3 separate regions of the Mus musculus genome follow, and regions 2 and 3 are each linked to region 1. The links are chromatin contacts, found by POLR2A ChIA-PET in ENCODE. All regions are on one chromosome and are shown on one strand. Each heading gives the region's core, a stretch centred on a gene start or an enhancer-like site at or near the end of the contact. The rest is flanking DNA. Distances are from core to core; before and after follow the strand shown.

The links. ChIA-PET counts read pairs that join two places held with the same protein, here RNA polymerase II (POLR2A).
Region 2: POLR2A ChIA-PET joins it to region 1 with 11 read pairs in embryonic stem cell. The contact joins the promoter of Pgpep1 here to the promoter of Fkbp8 in region 1. POLR2A ChIA-PET finds 5 or more read pairs at or near these places in 4 of 5 experiments (Patski and embryonic stem cell).
Region 3: POLR2A ChIA-PET joins it to region 1 with 12 read pairs in Patski. The contact joins the promoter of Upf1 here to the promoter of Fkbp8 in region 1. POLR2A ChIA-PET finds 5 or more read pairs at or near these places in 3 of 5 experiments (Patski and embryonic stem cell).

The regions. Positions count from the first base shown.
Region 1 is chr8:70,525,783-70,530,082 of GRCm38, reverse strand. It overlaps Fkbp8 (FK506 binding protein 8), which reads right to left and starts at 2,340. Exons shown (of 9, transcript NM_001111066.1): 1 at 2,247-2,340; 2 at 408-692. The coding sequence starts at 669.
Region 2 is chr8:70,657,022-70,661,515 of GRCm38, reverse strand. It overlaps Pgpep1 (pyroglutamyl-peptidase I), which reads left to right and starts at 1,778. Exons shown (of 5, transcript NM_023217.4): 1 at 1,778-1,906; 2 at 4,036-4,088. The coding sequence starts at 1,873.
Region 3 is chr8:70,351,046-70,355,240 of GRCm38, reverse strand. It overlaps Upf1 (UPF1 regulator of nonsense transcripts homolog (yeast)), which reads left to right and starts at 1,962. Exons shown (of 24, transcript NM_030680.3): 1 at 1,962-2,463. The coding sequence starts at 2,248.

The DNA.
Region 1 (4,300 bases), core at 1,091-3,590:
TGGCTCCAGGAAGGTGACTCAGCCTCTCTGAGCTGCTGTTACCAGCACTGGAGATAAAAAGCAACCTGTTACGAATTGTGTGTGCATGCCAAGTATGAGCCAGCAAACAAAGTTCACAAATACACCGGCATCAAGCCATCTCAGAAGCCAACCACACAGCACAGGCCTGGGAGACCAGTGAGCCTGAGACTATGAGTCAGGAGAATTCAAAGTGCAGACCCAGCTTGGACTGGATCTTGAGTTCAAGGCCAGCCAGGATTTCACAGTAAGGTTATGTCAAAATAAACAAATAAAAACCAGCCATTAATGTCCTAATGTCACTCCCAACCCACACAGAAGGGGAAACTAAGCTCAAGAGACCAGAAGTCCTTGGGTCAAAGTGCCTCCAACCAACCCAGCACACTTACCCAGAATGTCCAGCCACTCTTCCGGGGCTGGGGCTGGGGCTGGCTCAGGCTCTGTGGCTGCCAGGAACTCCCGAGCCAGGGCTCCAGGCTGCTCAGCCTCCTCCACTGTAGGCTGTCCCATGTCCTCTAGTGGTGGCAGCCCACTTAGGTCATCTTCCTCCTCTGCATCATCAACCCCATCGAGCACCTCAAAGCCCTCCAGCAGTGGGGCCCCAGGAAGTCGCAGGGCAGCAGGCTCAGAGGGCTCAGCCCAAGACGCCATGCTGCTGGGATCAGGAACTGGCCCTAAGGGGACAGGCAAGTGTGACAGTGATAACCCCATCTAGGCAGCCCCTCCAACTCCCTCCAACTGCCATCCCTCATGTAGCTCCCTTTCATTCATCGTATATTCGCTGGGCATCCTACCAACCTGGCTTGTTGAAAGGAACACAGACCTCACACGCTGAGCCACAGACTGCAGCTGGGTTAGCTGTTATTATGGAATCTTTATAAGCACAGAAAGTAGGGAAACCCTAGCTTACACAGGAAAGATCCAACAAGCACAGAAAGACAAAGCCCAGCCAGGCATGGTGGCACACGCCTTTAATCCCAGCACTCAGGAGGCAGAGGCAGGTGGATTTCTGAGTTCAAGGTCTACAAAGTGAGTTCCAGGACAGCCAGGACTATACAGAGAAACCCTGTCTCGATAAACCACCAAAAAAAAAAAAAAAAAAAAGACAAAGCCACTTAGCCAAAGTCAGAAAACAAGCCAATTAACAAGAGGGTCAAGATCGAAAGTTATTGAGCTGAATGTCAAGAAAAGGGTGTTGGGGTAATTGAGGCAGTGGGGACTGTCACTGAGGCCTTGGGACAGCAATCTTTATAAGTTTTATAACTTATTCATTTGAAAAAGGTGAACTTTTAGTAGAGGTTCCTGACTCTGGCCACCTTCTCTGCTAAAGGATCCAGCAATAAAGGATTGGTGCTAGAAACTTAATGTCTCTTGCTGAATCTCCCAACAACAGAGACGATGGCTCCAACCTGCCTCTATCACCAAGTCTGCTTCCAGCTTTTAATCGTAGTAGGGCACTGGGGAGATAGCTCAGGCAACAGGGCACTTGTCTACCAAGCACAAGACCCGGGGTTCTAACCCCAACGCTGCAGAAACCATGTATCAGCAAATGCCTTTCATTCCAGCAATCGGGAGGTGGAGGAAGGATGACCAGGTATTCGAGGCCATGGAATTCATGAGTTACATGAAATCCTGACTCAAGAAATTGAAAGCATAAGCTAGGATTGTAATTCGTTGGAAGAGCGTTCTCCTAGCAAGCACGACGCTTTAGAATTAGCACCCCTGTAAACCAGGTGTGGCAAGGCACGCCTGTCATCCAGCTCTTCGGACAGGAAGGCCAGGAGTTCAAGGCCAGCCTGAGCTACACACCCACTTGAAGACTAGCTTAGAATACTGGAGACCCAGTCTCAAATTAAATAAAAGCGAAAGAGTAGTGGGAACACCAATATGGACTCTTGCACCATCTCGCTGGCCCCAGGCCTCTCTGCGGAGGCCCCCAACCCAGCTGTAGAACCCTACGTCCTATCAGGCCCTCTCCTTAAGCCCCAGGAAGCCCCGGAGCCCTGCGTCCCTGCCCTGCGACCCTCACCTGCGGGGCTCCTTCCGGGATCCGGCCCCGACCGGAGACCCTCCCGCCCCGAGCCCCCACAATGCCCCGCGCGCCCCGCACCCCAACGCCGCCCCGCGCCCGGTCGACACTACCGCCCCGGGAGGCCCAGCCTCCCGCAGCCTCGGGAGGCCTTGGCCCCGGGAGCCTCGGCCTCCTCGCTACGCCCCGTCACACGTGCCTGCGGCTCGGGGACCCCGCTCGGGGTCCTGTGCCCCCTCCCCGCCCCCAGCCGCGGCCGCCGCGCCTCGGGAAACAGCTTCAGATACGCAGCCCCGCCCCCGCGCACCCATTGGCTGTTCACACCGCGTCTGCCGTGTTTATTGGCTTGTGCACACGTCCGTCTCGCGCCCTCGACACCACCTCCTTCCTGGTAAGCTCCGCTGGCCGTTTCTTAAAGGGGCTCTAGCCTCTAGGTGGAGGGGCTGTTGGGAGTGGGAGATGGGAACGCACTGGGCGCACAGTGGGAGAGGATAGCAGCACGCCCTGATTTGAGTTCATGCTGGGGCAGGCTTCCTCCTGCTTACATACGAGGTAGAAATAAACAAGAAACACTGTAGCTCATGCGCGGTCATTTTCGGGGCTCTTTGGAAAACAATAATATTTCATAATTTTACTTAATACTTTATTTCATGTCCTCCTTCCCCTGCCCCTCTCTTTTCCTGGGGCGTGGTGAGCAAGCCTCTCTGTGTAGGCTTGGCTGTCCTGGACGCAGCACGTTTACCAGACCAGGCTGGCCTTAAACTCATGGAGATCATACTGCCTCTATCTGCTCCTGGGATTAAAGGTGTGTGCTACCACACCCGTCTCAACTATTTTATTATAGCATTCTCTTTTGTTTCATGTTTTATATTGTATTTTAGTTAGCCAGGGTCTGACCATGAAGCCCAAGCTGACAGCAAAGTGTTTAGCTTGCTTGTGAGGTTCTGGAGTCTTAAAGAATTATTGATTTAATTTTATTAGTACACTGTCACTGTCTTTAGACACACCAGAAGAGGGCATCAGATCCCATTACAGATGATTGTGAGCCACCATGTGGTTGCTGGGAATTGAATTTAAGGACCTCTGGAAGAGCAGTCAGTGCTCTAAACCACTGAGCCATCCATCTCTCCAGCCCCAAGGTTCTGGGGTCTTGTGTGACTGCTTACTAAGTTACCTTGAAGGTACAGACGGGGTCAGGAAGCCAGACAGGGTGCTTGCCTGTTGTCTCAGTACTTGACAAGTGGGGCACTGAGGATCAGAAGTTCACGACCCGGCTTGGCTACATTGCACTGTCTAAAAGAACAGTAGCTGAAAGCTGAAGGGCAGTCACCTGAGATACAAGGTTTTCAGTAACTGCCTGCTGTCCATGCAGACTCTGCCAGAAGGTGCTAAGGTGTCAGGGAGAAAGCAGGGCCTCTCATTTGAAGGACCTTATCTACTCTCCCGAGCTGTCACCTTTCAAGAATGATCCTGTAATTCTTTCACTTGATATCAAAGAAACCATGGGCTTGTTCCAGTTCTGAGGGCTTTGAACCTGGCTACATCTGAAACCCAGTGGGGTTTGTTTTTTGTTGTTGTTCTTTGGTTCTTGTAGTACTTGAAATTGGATCTGGGACCTTTGCACATGCTAGGCAGAAGCTCAGTTAAGCAGTGTAGACCTCAATATCTCTTTACATGCAAGGAAAACTATATATTATATATGGAATATATATATGAATGAATGAACATGCGCCTCCCTGGTACACAAGTGAATGCCAAAGGATAATTTGCACAAATGAGTTCTGTCCTACCATGTTGGAGCTGTAGATTGAGCTCAAGACTGTAAGGTGCTCATGCCCTGGCTCTACTCCCACTGTGTAACTTTTTTCTGTTGCTCTATTCATACAGTTATATCTCTTAGCTATTTTCTTTTTCTTCCTCTTTTGTTTTCTTTTTTAAGATTTATTTATTTTATGTTTGTCAGTACACTGTACAGATGGTTGTGAGCCTTCATGTGGTTGTTGGGAATTGAATTTAGGACCTCTGCTTGCTCAGGTCAACCCCGCTTGCTCCAACCCAAAGATTTATTTATTATTATAAATAAGTACACTATAGCTGTCTTCAGACACACCAGAAGAGGGCATTAGATCTCATTATGGGTGGTTGTGAGCTACCATGTGGTTGCTGGGATTTGAACTCAGGACCTCTGGAAGAGCAGTCAGTGCTCCTCCCCACTGAGCCATCTCACCAGCCCTAGTTTTTGTTTTTCAAGAC
Region 2 (4,494 bases), core at 529-3,028, 130 kb before region 1:
TCTCTCTCTCTCTCTCCTATTGCCCCTCCCCCAACATACTATGGATCCGTTTGTCTGTTTATATGCTATGCAGTCAGAGGAAGGGTTCTTGGCTGTGCATGGGAGCCAGTGTTCCCCCAGTGTCCCGGAACATGGAGGGTCATAACTGCTTGGAACAAGATGCTTGTGGCTCAGTAAGGCCCCACCCTGCCTCTGCAGACACAGATAGGGGGCTCTGTTTTCTCCTGGTGTTTTTGCAGAAATCACAATAGAGGATTACAGGGTAGGCAGGGGATGTCCCAGGTACCCAAATGGTGGTTGGGCACCAGGTCAAACACCAGCCTTCAGCAAAAGGCTGCCTTGACAGGCTAACCCTAAAGCAGCTGAAGTGACACACACCATAGTAACAAATAAGATTTTTTAAAGCCGAGCGTGGTAGCGTATGCCTTTAATCCCAGCACTCAGGAGGCAGAGGCAGGCAGATCTCTGAGTTCGAGGCCAGCCTGGTCTACAAAGTGAGTTCCAGGACAGCCAGGGCTATACAGAGAAACCCTGTCTCGAAAACACCAAAAAAAAAAAAAAAAAAAAAAAAAGATTTTTAAAAATATGAAACATTAGAAAAATGGGACCTCCTTAAGATGAGCCTAAACGATGTCCAGGTAGGGGATGGAAAAACAGCGTCCTTAAAAGGAGATGACAGTCGGAGAAGGACTGCAGGAGGAGGAAGTCTGGGCAGTGAACAGCTAGATGTGCAGGTGAGCAAAGGCTCTGGGGTAATAAGGTGCAACCTGGAGCCAAGGAAAGGAAGTATTCCAGTTAGCCATGTTGGCAGAGAGTCAAAGCTCTTCCTCCTGCGCCCCTCCCTCAGCTTTCTGCTGAAGTGACACTTCTGTCTTCCTCAGAGCCATGCCTCGGTGTCCTTGTTTGTAAACTGTGATGAGTGAACACAATCAAATTGTTCCCCCGCCCTATGTCTTACAGGAAGAGAAACTGAGACTGAGAAGGTTGGAGCGGAGCACACTCCCATTGCCCACTTACGTGTTGGAGGCACGTTTAAAATTCAAGTAGGGGGAGGGTCCTGGCAGCGAATAGGCGTGGCCAGGCAGGGGGACCAGGGGAGATGGCCTGGGCTGGTCGATACTTGGGGCGGGGCATGGCTCCAGGTACCTTGTGAGCCCTGCGGCCACAGGGAACCTGGCGGTGGTAGACTGGGGGCGGAGCCTAGATGGAGACCCGGTATGCATGCCCAGCTCAGTGTTTTCAGTGGCATAAAGGGAAGGGGGGTCGGGGTCGTTGCCCTAGGTGGGTTCAGGGCGGAGTAGATTTTAGAAGGAAGAAGTTTCAGAGAGCATGGCCTGAGCCAGGGATGTCATGGGTCGCGGGTGTGAACGTGGACTGCGGCCTGGCCGAGGGGCATTGGAAGGATCTGCACTTGCGTGGGAGTAGGCGGAGGTACATGACCTGGGCCCAGTTGTTTTAAGGATGGGTTTGGGAGTGTCTTGGGAGCTTGGGACCTGGCTGGAGCGTGACCCCGACCTGAGAGTTTGGAAAGCTCCAGGCGTGTGATTCTTGGGGGCGTGGTGGGTCCCTTACAGGACCTGGAGGAGGGTCTTTGGAAGACTGGGGGCGGGGTTGGCTAGGGGTGTGGTTTCTAGGAGGCGTGGCCTAGGAATGGCCTGGCCCGGGCGTTGGGGTCCAGGGTGTAGTGGTGCGCTTGGGGCTCGGCGGAACCCGGGGGGCCGCGCAGGGGAGCGTACAGCTGGTCGGGGGCGTGTCCGGGGCGTGTCCGCGCAGGCCCAGCGTTAGGGGGCGGGGCCGAGCGGCCGGGCGGGGCTCGGGGGTCCGTGTCCGCTCCAGTCCCTACAGCCAGGATCCTAGAGAGTGCATTCCACCATGGAGCAGCCGCGGAAGGCGGTAGTGGTAACCGGTAGGTGCATCTGGACCGGGGCGGCGGGGCAAGTGTTCGCGGTTGCCAGAGGTTTGCAGTTGTCGCCGCCCGCGATAGCACCGTTCGGTCCTGGTAACCTGGAAAGTCCGGGGTCACGCGGCCGGGAGTTCGGAGTGCGCGGGGACTAGGGTGCAGACAGGTCACCTCGCGTACTGCAGTCCCTCCCTGCCTCTTCAGAGCTCTGGCATGTCCCCACCCGCTGACCCCGGGGACAAAGGCGGGTTTACGGCCAGGAAAAGTCCCAGTGACATACGATCCGCTCAGCTTCTGCTCCTGGCACCTTGTATTGTTGGAGGGGCCTGCAACCCGGTTTGGGGCAGGTGTTGGGCCTGGAGTCAACCTGACCCCGGAATGACCCAGGGACTCTAGAGACCAGCTCCTACTGTCACCAGCACCCCCGGAAGCCAACTGTTCTTATTTCCAGGCCTTGGAGGAGGGCACTCGGGTTAGCCTCTGCCCTGAGAGGCCACAGGGAGTGAGCCAGGAAAAACTCCCACTCCTACAGGTGTTTTATAACTGAGAAAGGTTGGGACTTTCTCCCTGCTGTTCCCTGCAGTACAAGTGTGAACGACAGTGTCCCTGATCCATTGGAGCATTCTGGGGGTGGGGGTGTTTATTTGGTTGGTTGGTTTATTAAGATAGAGTCTCATTCTGTTGCACTATCCTGCTGACCTGGAACTTAACTCTGTGACCAAGGCTGGCTACAAACCCAGGGTGATGATTTAGCTTCAAACTTCCAAATGATAGGGTGAGCAGCATGTGCCACCATGATGAGATGCCCCAAGATGTGTCCTCTACCTGCTGTCCTGAGGTATGGTGGCTCTCTCTTAACCTCTTAACACTGGCAGCAGGCTCTTACCACCTGAGTTACACTAACCCAGGTTCTTAGATGTGTGTGTGTGTGTGTGTGTGTGTGTGTGTGTGTGTGTGTAGAGGTTAACCTTGGGTGTCATTACTCAGGCTCCATCCACCTCTGTTTTGAGAAAGTGTCTCAATTTAGGACGCATTCAGAGGTAGCATTTTTCAACCTGTGAGTCACGACCCCTTTGTGGGCCAATTGACCCTTTCACAAGGGTCACCTCAGATTGTGGGGAAACACAGATTTTTATATTATGATTCATAACAATAGCAAAATTACAGTTATGAAGTAGCAAAAGAGAGAAAGAAAGAGAGGATGGCAGCATTAGGAAGGCTGAGAACCCCTGCTCTAGAGCTTGCCAGTTAGGCTAGACTAACTGGCCATAGCGCCCCAGACTGCCTGTCTCTGCTTCCTCAGCCCTGGGAATACAAGTTTGTGCCTCCTCACCTCCGGTATATGGTGCTGGAGAGCTGAACTCGGGCCCTGTGTGGCAACTGACTGAGGTATCTTTCCAGCTGTATTTATTTATTTTGAAGCAGGGTCTCATGTAGCCTGGACTGGCCTGAAACAGTCTTGGAGTCTGGGTCTGCACCATGGCACCCAGAGGCCAGTGGGCTGGTTTTTGTTTTTCTCAATTTAACTTTTCTTGGCAACCCAGTGGCTAGAGAAGGAGGCCGAGTTACCCATATGGGATAAATCCCAGCCTCTTCCCACTCCTGCTGTGTGACCTGGTAGAGTCAGCCCCCTCTCTGCGTCACTTCTTGCTCATGACAGTTAGGCCCTGGAAACCCTGACTTCAGAGGGAATGGAGCCAAATGCCACAAGGCCTTGGAGGTCTGTCTTGGTCAGAGATAGGACCTGGAGGTTGAAGGTTGAACTGACCAAAAGCAGAAGCAGTCTGGTGTCCACCCAGCCTGTCCTGGAGACACCCCCCTCCCAGTCTCTGTGAGCTAATCTTAAAGTAGTGGTGGTCCACAGCCCCACCCAGACAGTGATAGAGTAGTTGGATTTTGGCTGGAGAACAGAGCATTGAAGAGAGAGGCTAACTAGGTCCTCCCAGGTGTGAGGACCCAATTGGGACAAGGAAGCCTGTGCCTGTCACCCCAGGACTCAGCAAGTTGAGGCCACAGCCCATAGCTGGGGCATACCAGGAAGGACTGGATAAGAAGCTAGAATAGGGGTGTGTCTGGGGATGAGATTTCAGAACTCAGGTAAGAAGAGAGAATAACTTCTCTTTTCCTGTTTTCAGGATTCGGCCCTTTTGGGGAGCATACTGTGAATGCCAGCTGGATCGCTGTCCAGGTAACTCTGATCTGGGGGAGGAGCCTCGCCAGGAGCTGAGTATCTTTCCAAGTACTTAATACAATTTAACAGTGAATTTTAACCTTGACTTTTTTTTTTTTTAAACCCAAGATGTAATTCTATATAGCCCAAGCTCATGATCCTCCTGCCTCAGCCTCCTGAGCAGTAGCTGAAAACCTTTTCAATTGACCTGGTATGGTGGAACACACCTTTAATCCCAGCACTTGGGAGGCAGAGGCCAGCCTGGCCTACAGAGTGAGTTCCAGGACAGCCAGGGCTACACAGAGAAATCCTGTCTCGAAAAACAAACAAACAAACAAACAAAACAAAACAAAAACAAAAGAAAAGAAAAGAAAGGTGGAGTGTGTTCCGGCGGGTTCCCTGTGGCTGGGGAGCAGGCGCCCTG
Region 3 (4,195 bases), core at 713-3,212, 170 kb after region 1:
TAGCTGTCTTCAGACACTCCAGAAGAGGGCGCCAGATCTTGTTAGGGATGGTTGTGAGCCACCATGTGGTTGCTGGGAATTGAACTCAGGACCTTCAGAAGAACAGTTGGGTGCTCTTATCTGTTGAGCCATCTCACCAGCCCCGGAATCTCACTTTTTAAACCAGGCTGGTCTCGAACTCTCAAAGATCCTACTCCAAAAAGACAACTGAAGTCTGGACTCTGGTGGTTTAATCTTATATCCTGTTGACTGACCCAAGAGGTTGATGAGATGGCTCAGTGGGTAAAGGGGCTTGTCACCAAATCCGAGTTCCATTATTAGGAGAGAACCAATACCTGTAGGTTGTCTTGTGATCCCACACATGTGCTGTGCATGTACAAGTGTGCCCACACACAACTAAATAAATGTACTAAGAATTGAAAAACAACAAAGCAACAGAGAACCTTTTATTGAGCAGTGGCTACAGGCACTACTGTCCCTCTATGGAAGGTTGCAGCGAACTGGGCTAACTAATCCTTGGCCTGATGGAACATTTACTTATCTGTTTTTGTTTGTTTCATTGTGTTTTTTAGCCAAGTTCTAATATACCTCAGGCTGGCCTCAAACTTGCTATACAACTTAGGATGACCTTGAATCCTTGCTCTGTCTCCATCTCCAGAGTCCTGGGAGACTGCGCCTCTACACTCAGCATCTGTTTTTGTGTGTTTTGAGATGATGTAATGTTGGGTGTCCTGAACTTCGCTCTGTAGACAAGGCTGGCCTCAGAGTTACAGAGATCTCCCTGCCTTCGACTCCTGAGTGCTTGGATTTTAAGGAGTGTCCTTACTGGGAGATCCACCCAAGCAGAGGCAGCCACCCTCCTGGGTTTTTCCCTCGCAATAAATCTCGTGTTAGGTTTGTTGTGTGCTGTGACTTTGTTCTATTTCTTGGCTCCCAATTGCCAGGATCTTTTGGAGCACAGCTGAAACACTTTGGGGAACCACCTCCACCCCTCCCCCTGCCCAAGCAGAGCAGATACACTTCTGTGGGGGGAATGCCTTTCCCTTCAGAGCTGCAACACTTACACTTCCTCCACTGAAGAGTGGGAAGGAAACCCAGGGAGGAGTGTTTCTCTAAGTCTCGCAGCTGGCTGTGGATGCTCATCAGTTGGTAGCTTCTGCCTAGCACACAAGAGCCCTTAGTTCCGTGGTCAACATTGCATGTACACCTGTCACCCCACCACCAGGCACTTTGAGGCAGGAGGATTCCCCCGAATTCCAAACCAACCATGGTTACAGTGTGAGACCCTCAATCAAAACCAAAACAGGCCGGAGAAATGGCTCAGAGTTGTGCACCCAGCGCTTACAAGAGGAGCTCACATCCATTCATAACTAGTTCTAGGGGACCTGACCCCTTCTCAGCGATTCCCAGGCTAGCTCGGACCAGTGCGACTTGATCGCAAGACAAAAGAAGCATTTATCTTCACAGGCTTCAGGAGTGCTCGGGGTAGCAGTGACTACCATTTGGCAGAGTCCCCGCTCCCTACTCATTTATTCAATCGATGAATACTGAGAATGGCCACGAGCCAAGTGACAGACGGGGTAACTAAGGTTCAAGGAGTGCAGGTGCGTGGTCCCCGTGCCACAGGCTCCACACCCAAAACCTTCTGGAGAGAGCCTCAATCAGCACCTAACGAACATCCAGCCCTGAAGCCCGGAGGTGAGGACGTCGCATGCGCGCATGCGCACCGCTAGGCAGCAGTTGGGGCGGGGCCAAGTTCGCGAGCCCAGGTCCTTTAGGCGGTTGAAGGCCCGCCTCTTCGCGCAGGCGCACGGCGAGTTCCGCCCTCCCGCTTAGCTCCCAGTGCTCCGGTGCGGTTGGCTACTTTCCGGGAGGAACGCGCGCGCCTGCGCCGGCGTCGGACTCGCGCACGCGCATCTGTGCCGGCGTCCGGCTCGCGCACGCGCACCGCAGCGGTGGCGGCGACGGCGGTTCCTGTCCAGGGGTCTGAGAGCGGCGGTCGGCTTTGAGGCGAGCAGCGTTACGGAGGGGCGCGGCGGCGGCGGCGGCGGCGGCGGCGGCGGCGGCGGCGGCGGCAACTCAGAGCTCAGAACCGGCGGCCCGGCTCTGCTTTCGGAGGCCGACTCGGAGCCCGCCCGGCTCTCAGGGCGGCGGCAGCGGCTACTCCGGATTACGGCCTAGGCCTAGCCGAAGCCTCGGGCTCGAGTGCGGTGAGGCGCCCGCTGAAGGCGCGGCCCGGGCGGCAGGATGAGTGTGGAGGCGTACGGCCCCAGCTCGCAAACACTCACCTTCTTGGACACTGAGGAGGCCGAGCTGCTCGGCGCCGACACCCAGGGCTCCGAGTTCGAATTCACCGACTTCACCCTTCCCAGCCAGACGCAGACGCCCCCCGGCGGCCCCGGCGGCGCGGGAGGCCCGGGCGGAGCGGGCGCAGGCGGCGCGGCCGGCCAGCTCGACGCACAAGTGAGTTGAGCGGCGCATGGCGGCGCCGGAAGCCGGGCGGGCGCGGGAGCTGCGGCGCTAGATCCCAGTTAACCAGCCTTGGGCCCCTGTGAACCTGAGCCAGGTCCCAGTTAGACGGCGCTGGTCCGAGCTACCGGCTTCAGGTCCAGTTAACAAGCCTGGGTAACTGCTTCCTGCTCTGGCTCCTTAAACATTAAGTCCCTATTGGCCAGCTCCAGTTACCCACCCTGGATTCTTGTTTAAACTGCCCAGGTACCCGCCACCTGCCCTAGGTCTCTGGTACCTTATTACCAGATCTGGTTCCCGTTACTTGCCCTTTTCCCAGATCTCTGCTTCCACCCTATTCCAACTACCTCTTCCAGGTCTACCTGCCACAGTCATTGCCACCTGACTCAGGTTCCTGCTACCTGCCCTAGTCCTTGCTGCTCTGGCCCACCCAGCTACCTACCATCTTCTCTGATTCCCAGCCTCTTGTCCCAGCTACTTGCCACCTGTCCTTTTTTCCTCCACCCTGCTAGGCTGGGCAGTGACCTGCATTAGTGTCCCTCCTGTAGCGCAGGATCTGCTCGGCTCAAGGCTTAAGCCAGAGCTTCCCTCACTCCCCTCCTAGGTATGTCTAAGGTGACCTGTCCACAGTTGCTATCCTCTGGACGGACCCACATTGCCCTCCAGGGTCACCTGTTTGGCTAGTCCAACCACCCCATCTCACCCTTTTGCCACTTCATCCACCACCCCCTCCAGCCAGGGTTCAAGTTCAAGTTTGGGTTAGGGGTTCCCTGGAGCAGAGCCAGGGTTTTGTCGCCTCAAGTGGAAATAGCCCACTTTGTGGATGGAGAGGTGACTGCCGGTTTGTTTTTCCTTCTGGGTTGCCTGTTGCTGAAACCGGTGTTATGTAACTCCTAGGCTCTGCTTGGAAAAGTTGGGTTTGAATTTTGTTCCTTACCCACAATGGGTACCACATGGGTGACTGTGCCTTGGGGAGGGGCTTTTGTTTTGAATGATAGGCTGCCGATGTAGGCATTTCAGGTTGGGCCAGGGCCAGGCCCCCTCTGCCTCCCCATCAAATGCTCTCCCTCTCTATGGCTGGCTTGGTGTCAGGCACCTCTTGGCTTTGTTTTCCTGTATTCTCTCGGGGAGGGGGGGGAGCTGCAGGCTAGAGCCACAGGTGTTCTTGTAGTCCATCTGTACTTAGGGCTAGGGAGCCACCACCAGTCTTCAGCAGTGATCTCAGACCGCATTCTGGGAGGGCCTTCAAGCTGGCTGGTTGAGTCATGCCTGTGGGTAGACCACCCACTTGGGCTCATTTTCAGCCCGAATAGAAGGAGAGGGCTGACTCAGCTCCTGTTGCGATGCGGATCAGGTGTGCCAGCTTGTTGTTTCTAGCTGTTTACCTTTAGTGTAAGGAGGTGGGGAGAGGGCAGATTGCCTGGAGGAGTGAGGTGGCCCTGCAAGCTAGTCCTCCTGTTAGTCTCCCCACTGGGTAGACCTTCCTTGTTTCCTTTGGGCCTCATGGACCTGGAGAAGGGCTGTGATGGCGCAGTTGGGGAGACGAGTGGAAGTGGCCTGCTTCATCTCAAGGTCTTTTAGCTCTAGCTAATGTGCAGAGCAGACTCAGGCTGTGCGTGTGCTCACATGGGTGTGCCCTGCTCCGCCAGTTGAAATCATAGATTGAGCCATGAGCTGCCACCCACCTGTGGCCTCTCATCACAAGGAAGGGAGGGAGCGCCTTCAA